2 separate regions of the Homo sapiens genome follow, and region 2 is linked to region 1. Evidence: read pairs that join two places in POLR2A ChIA-PET (ENCODE). Cell type or tissue: OCI-LY7. All regions are shown on one strand.

What was found. Peaks named below come from ENCODE experiments on the same cell type or tissue, not always from the same donor. Only the 100,000 strongest peaks of a DNase experiment are listed, where the experiment ranks them.
Region 2: POLR2A ChIA-PET joins it to region 1 with 12 read pairs; 2 of 35 experiments call an interaction of 5 or more read pairs at or near these places.

Annotation. Positions count from the first base shown.
Region 1 is chr2:99,767,491-99,769,990 of GRCh38, forward strand. The region is part of intron 8 of AFF3 (ALF transcription elongation factor 3); the gene reads right to left. Among named protein-coding and RNA genes, the nearest start is that of REV1, 280 kb to the left of the region's middle. In OCI-LY7, no CTCF peak of the experiment used is centred here; no DNase peak of the experiment used is centred here.
Region 2 is chr2:99,670,357-99,672,856 of GRCh38, forward strand. AFF3 (ALF transcription elongation factor 3) reads right to left here. Exons shown (of 25, transcript NM_001386135.1): 12 at 2,182-2,233. Among named protein-coding and RNA genes, the nearest start is that of REV1, 180 kb to the left of the region's middle. In OCI-LY7, no CTCF peak of the experiment used is centred here; a DNase peak (open chromatin) is centred at 1,515; H3K4me3 peaks cover 1,593 bases; H3K27ac peaks cover 1,762 bases.

The DNA of each region.
Region 1 (2,500 bases):
AGCACTGTTCCAGGTGGCTACATTCTGGTAAAATGAGGTAGACAGTAAACATGTATATGACACTATGTAACATCACACGTTGTAACCCAAAGCAGCATAATTTGGCATAATGTAATATAACATAGTAACCATTAAAGCTGTGCATCAGTAAACTGGCCATCACCATCAGTGAAATGGTGAGCTGCAGCTGGGTGCGGTGGCTCACGCCTGTCATCTCAGCACTTTGGGAGGCCGAGGCGGGCGGATCACGAGGTCAGGAGATTGAGACCACGGTGAAACCCCATCTCTACTAAAAATACAAAAAATTAGCTGGGTGCGGTGGCAGGCACCTGTAGTCCCAGCTACTCAGGAGGCTGAGGCAGGAGAATAGCATGAACCCGGGAGGCGGAGCTTGCAGTGAGCTGAGATTGCGCCATTGCACTCCTCGAGGCATTTGGGATCACAAGCAGAGTGGGATGTCTCTGGGAATCCCCAGCCTGGAGCAGCTTCCTCTGACTTTGGTGGAGCCACATGCAGGGCTCAGGGCAACTTCTGCTCTCTATTCTTAACCTTCCTTAATTGTTGTGTCTCAATATTTTCAGTCTCAATTCCTGACTCAATGAAGTTCTTAATTTCATATGTGATCCCTGGTGGGTTTGGGACACATGATTTCATTTTAGTTTTTAATTGAAAAAGTATTTATTGAAAAAGTATTTCCATAATATTTTCTGCTTAAATAACATATGCTTCTGGTTAAAAAGTTAAACATTGCAAAAAAAATAGCAAATGCAGGAGAGTGAAACCCCCCAGGATCCTAACACCTGCAGATAATGTCAATGGTGACCAGTGTTAAGCACTGGGTACTTATCTGATTTTTATATACATGCACTAAGATGGGGATTATATTAATATATGTATATTTAATGAGGTCATACTGTTTGGTGATATACTCTTTTTCACTGAGCATCTTTCCCAACACAACATACAAATGGGTCTTCTTTTTTGCAGTTATTATTTTGGATTGGTTCATCTTAAAAGTCTTTCTACCTAAGAATAGTTTACACACCATAGTTACAGTGTTGCAATATTCTGTTTTTCTGTGTACTTACTGTTACCAGTGAGTTTTATGCCTTCAGTTGATTTCTGGCTCATTAATGTCTTTTTCTTTCAGATTAAATATCTCCCTTCAGCATTTCTTATACGACAGGTCTGGTGTTGAGGAAATTCCTCAGCTTTTGTTTGTCTTAGAAAGTTTTAATTTCTTCTTCCTGTTTGAAGGATATTTTCACCAGATACACTATTCTGGGGTAAAAGTTTTTTTTCCTTTAGCACTTTAAATATGTCACGCCACTCTCTCCTGGCCTGCAAGGTTTCCGCTGAAAAGTCTGCGGCCAGATGTACTGGAGCACCATAGTATGTTACTTGTTTCTTTTCTCTTGTTGCTTTTAGGATTTTGTATCTATCCTTGACCTTTGGGAGTTTGATTATTAAATTTCTTGAGGTAGCCTTCTTTGGGTTAAATCTCCTTGGTGGTCTCTAACCTTCTTGTCCTTGGATATTGATACCTTTCTCTAGGTTCCGTTATTATACCTTTGAATACACTTTCTCCCTATCTATTTCTCTCTCTGCCTCCTCTTTAAGGCCAACAATTCTTAGACTTGCCCTTTAGAGGCTATTTTCTACATCTTATACCTGTGCCTCACTGTTTTTTATTCTTTTTTTCTTTTGTCTTTGCCGATCATACATTTTCAAACAGCCTGTCTTCAAGCTCACTAATTCATTCTCCTGCTTGATCTGTTTGGCTATTAAGAGACTCTGATGCATTCTTCAGTATGTCAGCTGCATTTTTCAACTCCAGAATTTCTGCTTGATTCTGTTTAATTATTTCAATCTCTTTGTTAAATTTATCTGATAGAATTCTGAATTCCTTTTCTGTGTTACCTTGAATTTCTTTGAGTTTCCTCAGAACAGCCATTTTGAATTCTCTGTCACATACCTCTGTTTCTCCAGAATTAGTCCCTGACACCTTATGCCTTATCTAGTTCATTTGGTGAGGCTGTTTTCCTGGATGATGTTGATGCTTGCAGATGTCACCGGTGTTTGGGCACTGAATAATTAGGTCCTTATTGTAGTCTTTGCAGTCTGGGCTTGTTTGTAGCTGTCCTTCTTGGGAAGGCTTTCCAGGTATTTGAAATGACTTGGGTGTTGTGACTGACACTGTATCTGCATTAGGGGGCACCCCAAGTCCAGTAACATTGTAGTTCATGCAGACTCACAGAAGTACTGCCTTGGTGGTCTCGGATAAGATCAGGAAGAATTCTCTGGAATACCAGACAGAAACTCTTGTTCTCTTCCCTTACTTTCTCCCAAACAAATGGAGTCTCTCTTTCTCCCTGTGCTGAGCAGCCTGGGGCTGGGGGTGGGGTGACATAAGCACCCCTGTGGCTACCACGACTGGGACTGTGCTGGGTCACACCTGAAGCCAGCACAACACTAAGTCTTACCCAAGGCCACTCCCTGG
Region 2 (2,500 bases), 97 kb before region 1:
AGACAGCCAGATATAATGTCAGAAAAGGTTAAGGATTTTTCATACACTGTAGTGTTTACTGAGGCAAGGGATTTTTAAAATATTTTGGGTTTACGGTGCAAACTCTGATTACATCTAGAAAAATCATTTATGTTAAATGTTCAATTATCTCAGAATGCCAGGGAATGAGTGTATGTGTCTGTGTGTGTGTGTGTGTGTGTTCGTGCACCGGCTATGCTGCTTCCGGGATAAAGCATAGTTTGGTCTTGAAGAGAAAAAAATACCATATCATTAGTCTTGTTTAAAAGTATGGGAATTACAACTTTGTGATTAGACCAGGTTATAATTATAGGCCAAAGCAGGACAACTTAATGCAATTACTGTTGAAGCAATAACTTAAACTATCATACGCAAAACCACTGTCTGGAGTCTTAATTAGGAAAAAGGGATTAATGTATAAAAATTATTCATTCTGTCAGTTCCTTTTATTGCAAAAATAGGAAGGTATATTCACATAGGAATTAAATGCAAGAATAAAGGATCTGACCTGTACATTCATAACACAATATTATCAATGAGTACAGAATGGAAGGGGGTAGCTTAAAAAGCAAAATGAGTCAACTAAAAGCTCTTACTGCCTTAGAGAACATGTATAGTACGTCATTAGTAATGTTTATTAAAATTGAGTTTTCATTGGAAATACTTCCTGGAAATAGCTCAGGAAATTATTTCCAAATTTAAAAAGGTTTGCAGATTGAAATAGTCTGTGAACCCTTTTTCTAATAAAAAGCATACACAATTTACATGTTTGATATGATTTAATCCATAATCTATGTATCCAGGCCACTTAATGGGAAAAAACACAAAGAGTTGAAATCATTTGCTTATCATCATGTAGATAAGAAGCCAAAATTAGGAGTGAAGTCATTCTACATTTCTGCTAAGATTGCTGTGTGGCAGATATCTGGCTGCCCTGGAAACAAATCAACAGATCTGTAAAACACTCGAAGCCTGAGTGGCCTTCTTTGCCCAGTTAACCTTCTTCCACTGGGTATTCTCCACCTGCCAATCTGGTTTCCAGACTCCTCAAGCTCTTCTCCCTTTTTCGTGCCTCAGTTTCTCCCATGACATGAGTAACCTCTTCTGTGACCTCATAGCTATGCTCTGCTCACTCTTCCTCGAAATTCTCCTTTGACTTTTATTTAACCTCTGCTTGTTCTCTCTGTAAGTTATTTGTATTTGCATGTCTAGACAGCAAATCATCTGCATAGCATTTCATGATACCTTTCTATTAATTCACTATTCCAAAACCAACAGAACAGCATTATTATTTTGTACTGCATACAAAAATGACTTATTAAAAAAAGCCTCTCTGAATTGTCTTTCTACCCATCACATGTATCTAAACTTGACAAAATACAACATAGGGGATGAGAAAAAGAAAACAGAAGTGTAGAAAAATCTGTCTTTAGTGTTTTTAAACTTGCTTTGAAATACAAACATTTCTTGAAATGCAGAAGTGAAAGTGATGAATGTTAAGTGGATATTTTTTCACCTTAACTGACTGATCAGAAGAGTATTTATAACCCCCTAACTGATGTCTCGAGCTGATAAATCAACACCAGGGGAGAATATTTCAAGCACATTTATCATTTAAGACAAACAGCCTATACTGAGCATAATTACTTTTTATTCATCATTTTGGCTCACCTCTACATTTGCTCCTTCTCAATGTTAATAATATCTGTGTAAGACTTCTCAATATTTAATGTTACGGATTGCCTGTTGCATGCTGATGAGGTTAAGGTCATATGTTTGATCTCCAGAAGGCCAGTTAGCTTCTCACACACACACACACACACACACACACACACACACACACACACACACACACACATGAATAAATAAAAAAGAAAAAAAAAAGGCTCTGTCTACTTCTGAGGGAAGCCTGATCTTAGCTTCCTTGTAATACCCATTGCTGGTCTCAATATCATAAAAAATTACAGAATTCAAGGCTTAAGGGAAATTATGGGCAAGCTATTTTAATATACTGACCCAACTGCATAGAAGCTCACACTTAGCAGACAAAAGACCAGCAGCCTGGAGTGCCACCATTCAGCTTGGTTAACACCCGGCACAGTCCACCAGGTAACTGTTACCAGTGTCACCTCCAAAGGATGATGACATAAAAGAGAATCTTACCTGTTCATTCTCCTCTTCATCACTGCTTAGCTTAAGGTCATCTTCCAGCATTCTGAAAGAAGGAACAAAGAGGTACAAAGAGGTACAGATAGTTAGTGGATTCAGAATAATTCAGCACCAAAATATCACCTTAATGTTGTTATTAGAGCAACATTTTGGAAATAAGTCTATTTGATTTCCTATTTTTTTTCTTTCCTTCTTATGCACTTTTCCTCTGGTGCACTTAGGAAATAGTAGACAGCCCCATCATAAAAATTAACCCTCACAACAGTCATCAGCTAAGACGGGCAGCTTTCAGAAGATGCTGTGTTAGCAGGGA